Linked DNA regions of Homo sapiens: regions 1, 2, 4 and 5 are each linked to region 3. The links are chromatin contacts, found by Hi-C or POLR2A ChIA-PET in ENCODE. All regions are on one chromosome and are shown on one strand. Each heading gives the region's core, a stretch centred on a gene start or an enhancer-like site at or near the end of the contact. The rest is flanking DNA. Distances are from core to core; before and after follow the strand shown. Region 1 holds the start of ZNF585A (zinc finger protein 585A). Region 2 holds the start of ZNF260 (zinc finger protein 260). Region 3 holds the start of ZNF283 (zinc finger protein 283). Region 4 holds the start of ZFP30 (ZFP30 zinc finger protein). Region 5 holds the start of ZNF345 (zinc finger protein 345).

Evidence for each region. A loop is a pair of places that touch in the nucleus more often than their neighbours do. ChIA-PET counts read pairs that join two places held with the same protein, here RNA polymerase II (POLR2A). Pooled maps may share reads with other maps.
Region 1: a loop to region 3 is called in a pooled map, with 6 times the contacts of the local background. The contact joins the promoter of ZNF585A here to the promoter of ZNF283 in region 3. A Hi-C loop is called at or near these places in 2 of 50 pooled maps.
Region 2: a pooled map shows a loop between it and region 3 (9-fold over the local background). The contact joins the promoter of ZNF260 here to the promoter of ZNF283 in region 3. A Hi-C loop is called at or near these places in 3 of 50 pooled maps.
Region 4: a pooled map shows a loop between it and region 3 (6-fold over the local background). The contact joins the promoter of ZFP30 here to the promoter of ZNF283 in region 3. A Hi-C loop is called at or near these places in 3 of 50 pooled maps. POLR2A ChIA-PET finds 5 or more read pairs at or near these places in 2 of 52 experiments (A549 and T-cell).
Region 5: a loop to region 3 is called in a pooled map, with 11 times the contacts of the local background. The contact joins the promoter of ZNF345 here to the promoter of ZNF283 in region 3. A Hi-C loop is called at or near these places in 4 of 50 pooled maps.

Annotation. Positions count from the first base shown.
Region 1 is chr19:37,171,292-37,173,991 of GRCh38, reverse strand. ZNF585A (zinc finger protein 585A) reads left to right here and starts at 1,297. Exons shown (of 5, transcript NM_001288800.2): 1 at 1,297-1,365. RefSeq lists enhancers at 1,071-1,365, 1,207-1,396.
Region 2 is chr19:36,526,916-36,529,747 of GRCh38, reverse strand. ZNF260 (zinc finger protein 260) reads left to right here and starts at 1,477. Exons shown (of 3, transcript NM_001166037.2): 1 at 1,477-1,529. RefSeq lists enhancers at 750-949, 761-1,469, 1,100-1,729, 1,470-2,180.
Region 3 is chr19:43,825,950-43,828,649 of GRCh38, reverse strand. ZNF283 (zinc finger protein 283) reads right to left here and starts at 1,329. Exons shown (of 7, transcript NM_181845.2): 1 at 1,206-1,329; 2 at 369-448. RefSeq lists an enhancer at 1,272-1,471.
Region 4 is chr19:37,654,193-37,656,929 of GRCh38, reverse strand. It overlaps ZFP30 (ZFP30 zinc finger protein), which reads left to right and starts at 1,465. Exons shown (of 6, transcript NM_001320669.3): 1 at 1,465-1,510; 2 at 2,051-2,218. RefSeq lists enhancers at 860-909, 309-1,296 and a silencer at 1,320-1,509.
Region 5 is chr19:36,849,531-36,852,230 of GRCh38, reverse strand. ZNF345 (zinc finger protein 345) reads right to left here and starts at 1,355. Exons shown (of 3, transcript NM_001242472.2): 1 at 1,263-1,355; 2 at 327-401. It also overlaps a transcript of ZNF790 not described here. RefSeq lists an enhancer at 1,593-1,832.

The DNA of each region.
Region 1 (2,700 bases), core at 48-2,547, 6.7 Mb after region 3:
AACATATTTTTAAGCCGAGTCCCAGAGACAGACATAACTGGCCTGAAGGCATCCAGCATGCCCACATCAGAGTGTAGGTTCAATTCCCTGAAAACAAGTTTCCCACCTGCTGGAACTGAACACATTGGGTAGTAATTTCCCACCACTGTTCAGGTAGAACTTCCTGTCAGAAGCTGAGCTGTGAATCATGTTTAGGAGTTCACCAAGTGAAAGGAATTGTATCTTTACAACTCCTCATCCACACCCTCCAAAAAGGGGAGTAAGGAGGTTTCAGAATTTCCACAGAGGAGAAGCTAAGGGTCAGAGACTGCACTTAAAGCTTCATTGACATGGTAAGGCGATTGTTATTAATTATATTTTAACTTCAAGGTAAATAAAAACAGTCTTCTTTAGGTGCTTTTAGTAACACGTTGGCCATACTAAAGACTATTAGTGTTGTTATTATTGCTGCCTACTATAGTTGCACTTGAGGTATTTAGTGTGGAGGGTAATGGGTGATTCAAATCTCTATTCACCTTCCCACCCGACCCAGCCCTTCAGAAGGGGACGCCCGGACTTCTCCTCCCTCCTCTGGTGGTATCTCCCAGGAGAGGATTGTATTAATACTATTGGACTTCTACCCTATTTCCCAAGGCGGTTTCTCCCATTAAAAGTTGTACCACTCTTCCTGCAGCCTACTACTCATTCAGATGTCTCTCAGACTTTCAGGGTGGTTTCACTCAAGAGATGACTCCCCTAGTGACCTTTCCACCTTTTCCCTGAATGGCGTCTGTAAAAAATGGACTGTACTATCCTGATTCCTCCTATCATCTGCCTGTGGTTTCTCCCAGGATCCCCTTCACTTGGTGATTTTTCCCTGGCTCCTCTATTCCCTGGTAATTATTATCCTCAGTGTCCTGTATTCAGAAAGGTAACTTAGCTTTTCTAAATATAACATACAGCACCAGACCCACATTTCCAGTAACTTTCTCCTCCGAAATAGAAGCCTAGTCAGACAAGGGTCACACTCCAGCATCCTATGTAACTATACCTGCCTCGCTCTAGGAAACCCTGCCAGCGGCCAATTCCTCTGCTCTACGGAATGGATATGCTTTCAAAATGGCGGCCCACGCGAATAAACACCATAAGGGCGCGGCCATGTTCTCTGCCGGACAGCGCCACATTACGGAACCTGTGCGCTGTGTCTGCGCCCTGTTGACTGTTCGAGGAAACTGGCTTCCAAGTTTATTCAGAGCATGCGCCATATCAACAGCCTACAAAGGGGAGGTGCTAGAAGTCGGACCGGAAGTGGAAGTGGTCTTCCAAGGCTTTTTTGCCGCTGGTGTCAGGAGTATTTTCATATTCCAATACCGATAAATCTTTGAGGTGATTTTGGTTGATCACGATTGGGGTTTCTGTGGAGCCAGTAATAGGGGGTGTCGAGGTTGCCTGTGGAGTTAGTGATTGCGGTTTCAGGCTTCGGTGATGGGGTTCTGTGGCGTCCGTTGTTGATTGTGACGGATTTCTCAGGTCATTGATGGAGCTCTTTGGGATGAGTGATTGAGGTTTGGGGGTCAGTGATGGGAGTCTGTGGTCAGTGACAGAGCCTGTAGGGTCAGTTATGGTGATCGGTGAGGACTGTAATCAGCTTGCTTTCTAACCTGAGTTGAAAGTTCAGCTTTTTAATTTTCAGTCTTCTTTAATATAAAAATTCTCAAGTTTTGGTGAATCTTTGTATTAAAAATTGTTCAAATCTAAGTGGTTTTTTCTTTGATCCATGAGTTATTTAGAAGTTCCTTTTTAAAGTAATGTCTGTTTAATGGTCAAATTGAAAAATTGCTTTATGACCTAGTTCGTGGTCAGTTTTCATGAATGTCACATCTATTACATAGAAACAGTGTACTATGTTCTCTAATTGTATTGTTATAGATATTAATTAAGCATATATTCAAAAAATATATCTGTCTCCTCACAGATTATTTTGTCTGCTTAATTACAGAGGAAGGTAAAGTACTCAACTCTGGAAAGGTTATTTGTCCATTTGTCCTTCTTTTTCTGCTTTATATATGTGAAATTATTAGGAATAACTATGTGCACTTTTTTTTTTTTTGAGATGGAGTCTCGCTCTGTCACCCAAGTTGGAGTGCAGTGGCGCGATCTCAGCTCACTGCAACCTCTGCCTAGTGGGTTCAACGGATTCTCCTGCCTCAGCCTCCAGAGTAGCTGGGATTAGAGGCACCCGCCACCACGCCCAGCTAATTTTTTGTATTTTTTAGTAGAGACGGGGATTCACCATGTTGGCCAGGCTGGTCTCAAACTCCTGACCTCAGGTGATCTACCTGCCTCCGCCTCCCAGAGTGCTGGGATTACAGGCGTGAGCCACTGCGCCCGGCATATGTGCATTTTTAATACTTTATAGATATGACTAAGTAGCTCAAAATATAACAATTCAAGCTTATACCAACAATTTATAAAATAACTCATTTTCCCAGATGCTTTTCCAGCAGTGGATATTGTTGCATTTTAAAAGTTTTTAAAATTTTGAGGGAAAATTATATCTAATTGCTCCAATGCATTTTCCAGTTACTAAAGTTGGCATCTTATTTGGTTAATTGCCATTTGTTTCCTTTTCTGTGAATTTTCATATCTTTTGTCCTACTTTTTTTTGTGGTATATTTTAACATAAAGTTAGGAAATATCATCTAATCAAAAGTATCTGAT
Region 2 (2,832 bases), core at 228-2,727, 7.3 Mb after region 3:
GGCTGAGGAAGGAGAATCGCTTGAACCTGGGAGGCGGAGGTTGCAGTGAGCCGAGATCGCGCCACTGCACACCAGCCCGGGCGACAGTGCGAGACTCCATCTCAAAAAAAAAAAAAATCAGGTCCTGGAAAAATAAAGCATTTCAGGAACAAAGAGAAAACTTCAAGGCACCTTAAACATGGCTTTTAGATATCACAACCGTTATTTCCTCTCCTCTGGGGAACCTCTCTTGGAGGACAGAAATGAGAAGGGAGACAATACACCTCCCCTAGGGCCCAAATGACAAGGCCAGAGCTTACTCTGCGTTCCCCTCCCCCGCCATGGGAGGGCTATCAGAGGAAACTGGGGCTTCCAACTCAAAACTCAGTGTCATAGAAAAATCCCCTTTACTATCACGGGGCCGAGCTGTCTTCTGCTCTCACATATGACTATGTGTGACATTTGGTCAAAGACACACAAACACAGTCTCAACTCCACGCACACCCAATGCTTCACAGTCACACACCCACCACTGTACACAAAGTCACAAGCACCCACCCTCCATACTCCCACACAAGGACACAGAGTCACAACTACATAAGTACAAAGCTCCCTATATCTGCACACAAACGAACATATGGTCACAGAGTTACAATCACACACCCACCGCGGGCACACAGTCACAGCTAACCCACACCCTCACACAGCGTTACACAGTCACACAATAACAGTCCTAACACAGGGACTCACGGGACACCCGCAGAGTCCTCCCCACATCCGTACACAAGGTGTCACACACAATCACAATCACACACACACTGTGCTAGGACATACATTCACAAAAACACAATTTCACAACCGCCCTTCTCGGCGCGTTCCGCCTGAACAGACTTAATACTCAGTCTCAACCTCCGCACCGGATTCCAGACGCTTCACCTCCAACCTCCTCCTGATCCTGTAGTCTCCGAGCCGACCCGCTCAGAGGCCAGCACCTGGGTCGCGTGCAGCTCTCCCCCGAGCCGCGGGAGTCGCGAGGGGAGGGGCCGAGGGCGCGGCGCCTTCTGGGAAATGTAGTTCAGCGCCACGCCCGCGATGAGCAAGATGGCGCCCGGCTTGAGCCCAGCCAAAGGGATTACCCTCATTCCCGAACCGTGTCTGAGAGTCTCCTGGGGTTCCTGGCTTAGTATCGCACCGTGGCTGTTACATAAAGTCAGCACAGCGTGTTTAAGCTGATGTTACACCACTACCCAATCCCAGGGATAGAGTAAACTAAGACTAAGGCCTTACACCCCTGCCCCGGCCAGGGAGACAGTCCCACAAGCTCTGGCGGAGGAAAAGTTCGCGCGAAAAGCTGACTCAAACCGCTGAACCTTCTGGGAAATGTAGTCTACCCTCAAAAGAGTGGCACGGAGGACGGGCCAAGATCTCTCGATTCCGTCCGGTTCTGAGTCGGGGCCTGGCCCAGCCCAGGAGACCTCTGGGAGCGCTGCCCGCGGAAGGAGTGCGCAGGCGCGGAATCTCCGACTTGCCATGGTCGTCTTTGTCTGCCGGTGAGTTGGGTTTCGGCCCTGTGGGACTTGGGTTTCTGGACACTGAAACGGGCCAGGGACGCTGGAGGGGAGGATTTGCAGTGCCTGCGACGGGGCTGGGAGTATGGAGGGGAGGAATCGCCTTCTATGATGTGCGGTGATCCGAGCTTGTGTGGCTGGGGGCAGGGGTACAGTTCGGGTGGGTTCGCGGGTGGGTGACCGAGAGTGTGAGGGGGTGTTGAGGGTGCAGAGTTAGTGAGAAACTGGTTCCAAGTTTGTGAGGATGGACGGATGGCTTTGTGAGGTAGTAACCTCTAAGCCTCACTTTTCTCATTTCTAAAATAATAAAGATGCGTTTTCTGGAAAATAGGAAACGGAAAAGGCTAAGGAATTGAGCGGATAAGTAATTTTAAAGGTGATTTTTTATATAAAAGCAGACCTATTGTGGAGTAGAAAACAAAATCAGCATTACCTTTCCATTATTTTTTTAAAGAGGCAAGATTTCGGAAAAACTTGTTACTGGGTGCCTGTACACCCAGTAGGCATTGACTTTTCTTAATACTTTGGAGAAACTTTGGTGCAGTTGCTTGGAGAAACCCTGAACTAAGGAATATCTTTAAGAGGTAGTTTCCAATAGCGCAGACGGCACAGAATTTGGAAGCTACTTGTCCTGCCTTTAGCGCAGAGGTCAAGAAACTCCCTAGTTCGTCAGTGAGGGCAGCAATCTCACTCCTAATTTAATCAGGGTTTCCCCAGCCTTTTGTAAATATAGGGGAAATTCTTTTCTTGTGTATACAAAGATAGAAGTATCCTATCTTCAAGTATCTTGTCACACTTATTCTTAACATATCAACATATTCAAGTATCTTGTCACACTTATTCTTAACATATTTTTCAATAAAATAAAAAAGTAACAGGGTTAATAGTTTTGAAATATACAGAAAAAGTAAAAGATACAAAGAAGACAGGACTTAGTTTCTGCTTTTCCCCTAACTATTGGTGTTTCTAAGTTTCTGGCCTTGATCATCTAAGTACTCCTATCAGCAACAACATTACACTGCCATCCATGGCTTCATCTAATACAGATGACTAATAAATGTCTGTTTCTGCTGGAGGCTTGTCCTGAGCTCCTAATCCATATTATCTAATTGCCCAATGTGCAGTCCACCTGGAAGTTACAGGGAACTTCAAGCTCTTTATGTCTAAAGGGCTCCTTCTTCCTGCAGTCTGCCTCCATCTATTTCCCCTCTGTACCTGTTTCAGCAATTTATAGCACTGTCTAGCCAGGTTCTAAGGCACTTACATCTTAGAGAAGGCTTCTAAG
Region 3 (2,700 bases), core at 80-2,579:
ATTATGACTACAGAAAAGATAAAAAATAATGTTTATATAACACCACCTAATTACTAATCTCTTCAAATAATCATAGTATAAAATAATGCTCTAATAGCAATCTACAAGAGGTGCCTTTCTATAACTCTTCAGTGCATCATAATGCACTGAAGTATTTGAACAATTTGCCATATGAACAGGTGGGTAAGAATTGTGGAGAAGAACAATAGGGGGCCACTGGGAGGAAATATGTACCAGCATGGCGGGTCATGTAACTGGGAAAACCCAGTCAAGATATTTCAGGCCAAGGAAAGAAAATGTTCTCATGACCTAGAAGCAAAGGTAATTGTATGTGTATGTATTTAAAAAGTATGTATAAAAAACCTCACCTGAACCTTGATTTCTAAACATGCAAAAATCCTTTTCTCCTCTTCAAACTCCTTCTTAGAAATCTGGCAACCTGGCAGCACTGGGGGAAAAAACAGTAACATGAGACATCAGCATTTCTAGCGCGTCACAGACTTAATTAAAAAAGAAAAAGAAGAGCAAAACACCCTCTGGGGCCACTTCTGCCTTCATCCACACAAAACCAAACGGAATGAAAAGGGAGGCTAGAGTCTGTCTCTGTGTTGAGGGCAATTCTTGGGGACAGAGGTCTGCTTGCAATGGCTCTGAAACATGTAGCTCACCACCAAAGAGCTCCTAGAGGCCCCTCTTCTAGGAATCCCACCTCTAGAACTTCCCCATCAGGTCTTGACAAGATCCTGTCCCGCGGACACTTCCAGATCTAAAATTCTCATCCTTCTTGCTTGAAACGTTCATTATGGGGCTTAGCATAGACTTCTTTCTTGCGGTCATTTAATTGTGGCAGGCCCGAAGACAGGCTAAAGGGAACCTAGAGCATTTGGTCAAAGCAAATCACATTTACAAATACGGCCACGCACCCTGTCAGCCCGTCACACATTCACAACTGCACCCACCTCCGTGGGGACACGCCCCGTCCCTGCCACGCCGTCTGAGACACACTGTCCCTCGGCTGCTCGCGTGCACACAGGCTTGAGGATCCGGACACGACACGCTCTGTCCGTGACCCAGCCCTCCCCACCTCCAGCACCCCCGATGCCACCCCCACCCTCACTGCCGGTTCCAGTCGGGCCCCAGTAAAGCCAGCCGAGCCCTCCCAGCTTCACCCGGGCTGATTACTTCTACAGACACGACCAACTCACCATGCAGAGTCCAAGAACCTTAAGGACACCGGAAAAGGACCCAGAGACCTGTGGTTAGTTTGGACCCAGAGGCTGATGGGAAACAAGAGCCTGGAAATGCTCGCAGGCTGGGAGAGGAGCTTCTGGCAGGCAAGCTCGCCCCGCCCCTAAAAGGCCTGTGCCCCGGAGACTTCTGGGAAATGTAGTCCACAGCGGCAGAGTCTCCGGAAGTTGAAACCTGGACAGCAGGGATGCTCCCAGCATGCAACTTGGCTTCACCTGTCAAAGGCGCTTTTTTCGAAGACGCCCGGGAGCTCTTGCTTTTGCTTGAGGGTCTTTGGTGTTGACTGAGAGCGAATTAAAAGGTTCTCAGCTTTCGCTAAGGAACGCATTCTGGAGTCTAGAACAGGCGAAGATGGGACTGGGGTGTCTGGGGACTTAGACGTGAGCGAGCAAGGGAATCCGGGGTAAGTTCGCTGGAAATGACCTGCGCGACACTACCAGTTTACCTGGGTATGAGCGCCTGGAACAGTGTCTGGCAATTGAACAGATGGGTGTGTCTTGCTGTGAGGGAGTTTCTTAGTTCGATTCGGTGTCTGGGACCCTGCGTGGACCTGTTTATGTTCATGGGATGTTTTCTAAATTTATGCCTGTGTGAGTCTGTTTTATTAGGTGTGAGATGAACTGTGTTACAGATTTTATATGCCGCTGTTGAAAGACAACAATAAGTGGTAGTGAGTGGATATTGTGACCGTGGAGACTTATGGCAGTGCAAAGGCGGCCATAAACAATGCACAAGCAATCCAGCATGGCTGTGTTCCAATAAAACTTGATGGATTATAAAATTTGAATCTCATTTTTTATAGAGTATGAAACCATTTATTCTGAAGCACACACTCATACTCCAAAAACAATACTATATATTCCCTCTCTCTCTCTCCTGTGTGTTTGCGTGTGTGTGTGTGTGGGTGTGTGAGAGAGAGAAAGGTTTTAAAGGAGACAACTAACTGATTCTGAGGTTAGGGCAAAAAGATTGGGGCTGTGGTTGGTGTGGTAAGAACCTTTGGATATAAATACTTTTTTAAAAAAGAATTGTCTAAAAATATTAAAGCGAAATTTTATATTAAAACTAACAGAAAGAAAAGGAAGTTACTTTTTAGGGGCTCTTTCTGGTCACTGATATCACCTCTCTCATCCTCTGCCATCTCTCACCTCCTGGTCTCTCTTGCTTATCAAGAGAAGACTAGAGCTCTTGGATCCCAGCTTTTCCCCTGCCTCAGCTGAGGCCACTACCCTGGTTGACTCCCATGGTGACATGGATGCCTCATCCAGTATCGTGGGTCTGAGTCCTCATCTGCAGGGTCCTTGAGCTTTCCTCGGCACCCATCCCCGTTTCCCATCTGGGACTTCATTATCATCAGCATCTGCTCCACCTCCAAAACCACTGGTGGAAGCAGCCTCCTCTCTTCCCATGTTACTTGCTCAATGACTCCCACAAGTACTACTCTGAATATTT
Region 4 (2,737 bases), core at 216-2,715, 6.2 Mb after region 3:
ATAATTGACGTAATTAGTACATATACTCCACATATTCACTTAACCAAAACTTGAGATATCTGGAAGAGATCAAGGAGAAAGAAGAAAGTTTTAAATATTTTAAATGAAGTATTACAATGAACATTTTTATTACTAAAGGTATTTTTAGCTACGAAAATGAGGCTGATCTTTCAACTAAAGATCAAAGAAACTTACTATCCAAGAATGCTTGGAGACATTGAATTTATCCAAGAGTTCATCCAGGAACAAAGGGGAAAAAACAAATCTCATTTGTTAGAATATTCCAAGACCAGGTATGGAAGAAAATAAAATGCCTCTCCCTCCCGTTTCATGGTGTCCTATTCAATTTTCTGACACAGTCCTACAATTCCATCATTTGGAAGTAATAGCAACCTTATTCCTTTCCAATTTTTTTTCCTGCAATTATTTTACTTGCCTAACACCACAGTCCTGAGGGCACACAAGGGCCAGATGCAGATAATCAAAATCCCAACACTCAGTTTCATAGGGACCCACAAACCGTCTCCATGGAAAACCAGAACCAGAAGCGCTGCCCTATCAGAAGGATTCTGGAAATAACGCTGGATGAGGCAGAGCCACAGTCACAGATCCGATGTCAGGTACGTCACAAACGCAGACACAAACCGCAAAGACCCCAGAGACCCGCTACAGCCAGCGTCAGAGTCAGGCACCACCGCGCAGCCTTCTCTGCGGCACCATCCTAATCCCCCGCTAGAGAACGGCACACGCGCACGCAGCAGCCCCGTGCACGGAAACACTACTCCGCCAGCGGCCAGGCACTCGGTCCAGGTACGCGGGGGCGCGGCGGCCGTCACTCAGCAAACACCACAGGCAGCACGCGCCGCGCCTTGGTCCAGGCTCGCGATACTGGGGTTTCCTCCATCCAACTCACGCCAGGGTCACGGCTACAGGCCTAGATTTGAACACTCCATCCCCATCGGGATCCTGTAGCCAACCTCCACCCTCCTCCAAACCTCCCGACCCCTCGGCAGGTGCGGCCCCACACTTCTCCCTTGCTCCCTGAAGGGCCCCAGCGTTCGCCCCCCGCGCGCTTGCGCACTCGAGGCAGAAGCCGATTTCCAAAGGTTCCGGTGAGGCGTCGCTGGGGGCGGGGCGGGGCTCGCAGCCTCCGCCTGTCTCCGAGCCGAGAACCAAATGAAAAATAAAAAGGCGGAATATTGTTTTTTTAAATTTTGGACCGCAGTGTCCACAGGGGAGCAGGCCTGGATTATCTTTAATGGCACTGGTCAGTCACGGGGCGGCCATTACAGGTAGAGGCCTGAGGCGAGGGACACTGCGGCCCCTCTGGCTCCGTCTCCCCGGCCCGACTATCCCCGCCGAGACCCGGCCCCACGCGCCCCTCCCGGCCCGGAGCAGCTGCGGGACTTGCCTCCGCCCCCCCGCGCGCTAGCGCATTCGCGACGGAGACAGGCGCTCTCCCGTATTCTGGCGCCGCTGACTCCCAGGGCTGGGCTATCCTCTGAGTCGGGTGAGGCTGGGGCTGGGAGCCGGGCGCCACTGTGGCCGCTGCTTTTCTGAGGGAAAAGAGCGCGGAGTGGGCCAGGTTTTGCAGGCCGGGCCAAGGTGGAGAAAAGGTTCCTGTGGAGCCTCAGGCCGGTGTGCTTTTTTTCCCGGGACTGAGCTTCTGCAGCCCTGAGGCCTGGAGGCCCGGGCGGTAGTAACTGTGCCGGACCAGGTTCGTGGGTGCGGCCTGTGGTGCAGTTGGAGACCGAGGCCCCGCGCATCCTCGTCCGCGCTTCAGCCACTTAGGCTCGGCCGTAGCGAAAAGGCCCAAGAGGGAAGTCAGAGGTGAACGCCCCAGGATGAAGGTCCCCTGCAAAACGCTGGGACCTAGATTTGGGGTGGGTGTCTGGGGTCTAGGAGGACACGCTGGACAGTTCCGAAAAGACACAGTGGGTGGTCCCGGGCGTGGGCAACCGGGTGCGGAACTACAGCGTACCCGGAGCTGCGAACCCAGACGCGGGTGACTGCTGACCCTCTGCCCTGTCGTTTCCATTTGTGCATGCAGGTGGCGGTTAGTTGGGGCCAGGGAAGCGTGGAGGGTGGGTTCCAATCGAGTCAAGAAAAGCCTGGGGTGTCCTGAACTCTGCCTGCTTCCCCAGCCCTGCCAGTTTCCAGAGAAGGCGCTTGAGAAGGAGAAACGAATCGCTGCTGCTCTTCTAAAAGCCGGTTCCCTGTGAGTTCGTGCTGCTGCTTTGTTTCTGTGAAATGCATTCGAGTTCCTTCCGTTTAAAATCCTGCTTAGGAATGATCTATTTATTCATTGATTTGGGCCTTAGGATTTCCCTACCTAGTTAACGGCAGGGGACCTAATTAATAGATTTCCCGTTGTTAGTGCCCACTTCATGCTGTTCTATAGTTAGACACATGGTTAGTTAACTGTAGGCTGCAAATTCAATTACTCTGTGAGCGCTGTTTTTCTAAGGATCTTGATGATATGGAAATACCCGTGCTGGAGATTAATGTTCATACTTTGTTTTTATTTGTTTTTTAGGGTTTAGATATGTTTAATGGTTCTGGGGTAGGAGTGGAGATTTCTTTTTTTCCAGGAAATTCATGAGTGGAAGTTTTTGGTACCAGCCAGATGTGGTTTGAGGTCTGGCAGCATGAGTTTATTTTGGGTATATCTTGGATCGACTGAGGGAGGTGTAGTGTAGTGGTTAAGAATTTCGAGCCTAGATTAAGTGGAATTGAA
Region 5 (2,700 bases), core at 106-2,605, 7.0 Mb after region 3:
TAGCCAAAAATTACAAGACAAATGTCCATCAAGAGTAGAAGGATAAGGCCGGGCACAGCAGCTCACGCCTGTAATTCTGTCTCAAAAAAAAAAAAAAAAAAAGAAAGAAAGAAAAAAAAAAGAAAAAGAAAAATTAAAACCATCTGACAAATCAGTAAGGGAAAATCAGGTGTGGGAGGTGGGGTTTGAAGACACCACATTTTCTCAAAATGGAAACTCCAGGGATCAGGTCATCTCATAGGCAAGAATTTTCAAGAGAAGGAAAGCAACTATGTCCTGACAAAGAAAAAGGGATTTTTCTTAAACAAGAGGACAGGACAAGCTACCTTGCAGGTGCCTTGTGGATGTTCAACAGCCATTCTTTACTCCTGTTCGGAGGCCTCTATCCAAGCAGGGCAGGGCTGAGGAAGGAGAAAGCAGTCAGGAAACATCAGGTTCTTCTGAGAGGGAGTTGGTTTGACTATGTCAGAAGTTATCTTTGCTCAGCCCCTACTGCCCATCACCTACAGAGGAAGGTCAGAGAAGTCTAGGGCATCCTGCTTAATCCGGGCATCACAGACAACGGTAGGGTCAATGCCGTTCTGGGCAGAACCTGTCCCTGAGCTCACAGGGGTCTCCAATGGCTGAAGTCACAAAGACAAAGACTCCCCATACCTACATTGGCTATACGGACACATAGTCACACAAACTCACTCACACCGCAGGGACATAAACGTCACAGGCACCCCAAACCTAAACACAACACACAATCACACACTCATACACACCACGGGGGTAGACACGGACACAACCACAGAGTCCGTGGGCATCTCTCAAATTCCCAGTGACATACACCTTGGGGTCACAATGACAACAAATTCACACGCACCCTCCATCAACAATATCACCAACGCGCGCGCACACACACACACGGAAGCAGCCACAAACCTCAAAATTAAGGCATACTACACACAGTTCGGCAAATGGTAGTAAACACACACACACACACCCCAAGGGGACATACAGTCACAACCGCGGTCCAGGAACCTCACACTCGCAAACACAGTGCCCAACCCGGTCACAATTAAACTCTACTCACACCCGCACAAACATAAACAAAAAGTCCTCCTCCCCGCCCTCACAGTTCCATACACGGTCGCACAGACACACGCCCCCAGTCACAACCGTACACACTCCTCACAATCGCTCCTTAGCCTGTTCCCCACGCAGCCCACACAGGTCGGGAGTTCCTGTCGCGCCAGGCTCCGAGCCGCCTCACTTACGCCTGTTCGGATAGGGTCAGCTCCGTTCTACTAGAATCCACACAAGTCGACCCTAGCTATCTCACAAAGCCCCAAGGCCGCTTGCCCAAATCCGCGGGAAGATCCCGCCCACTCCTCAAGAGACAATCTAGTTATCGCGGGAGAGTGCCCTGGGCCTAGAGGCTTCTGGGAAGTGTAGTCCAGAAAGCGACAGGTTGCCGAAAGCTACAGCCCAGCCATCCCGATTCCCCTGGCGCGGACTCTGGCACCAACAAAACTATCTCTTTGAGGTGAGCTGCCCATCGGAGCCTTCCGGGAGTCTCACCTGACAAGGAGTCCCTAGACCAAGCTTTAGTCAGGCTCCTCTGAGCCCTTTTTGCTTGGCCAGGCCTCCTCCATAGCCTGCGAACAGCACTTCAGCAAGAATCCAGCTAAGCCAGTTTAGTAACAATCCCCCCACTCTTGATACTTAACTTCCTCTTAGTAATTTAGCATCCTTTAACTCCTTCACCCAGCCCGTTAGCTATAAATCTCCAGCTGCTGTTGTATTGGAAGTTGACTATTGCAATAGTCTTTAACCAAGTCCTTCTTGCCTGTTTAAGTCCTCTGGGGCAAGCTTTCTTTCACCCCGCCCAGCCTCAGAGGGCGGCTCCCGGGCTTCCGCCCCTCCTCGGGAGACATACTGGACCGCAGGGTCTCCTGGGAAACGTAGTCCAAGCCTCGCCGGGGATAGATGGGCCCAACTAAAGTGTGCTGCGTTCTCTGGGTCCTGAGGCGGCAGTCTGGCCGCAGTGACCAGACTAACTGTGCCCCGGAGGCTGCTTGGAATTCCACTTAACGCTGGAAGCACGCAGACGCTCTTGAGGCGGGCAGCTGCGTAGCGTGTGGAGGAGCCGGGAGAGCGCACCCCAATGTGGCACCTGAGCGTCTGGGACCGAACCAGCATGGGGAGTCGGAAGGGGACAAATCCGCGATCCCAGTCATGCATGTGAGACTGGGCAAAGGAAGGCTCGAGTGTGTGTGAGACCGCGGTGGGCCTGCTTGTGCTGGTGGGATGAGGGGTGTCTGGGTAGTTGAGTGAAAGAAACCGCGTGCGGGTCAGATTGGTGTGTGTGTGAGAGAAGTGAGGTCAAGATGTGTGCAGCTTTGGGCGTGGGGAGGTCATATTGAGTGTGTGGAGGTGGGGGGGGCAAGATCGTGTATGGATCTGTGTATGAGTGTGTGTAATCACCTGAATGTGGGTCACTGCGTGGGTAGCTGATACTATGACTGTGGAGGAATCTGAACCTCCAAGTCTCATTTTCTCTTTAAATTGTGATAACAAGGTTGTATCTTCCTGGTGCAGCAGTTTTAAAGGGGGGAAGCTCCATTACTGATATAATAAAATAGCATTTTTTATGTAAACATTTAACATTCAGACATTTCTTCTGAACTAGAGTACAAAATCAGTTATGAGTAC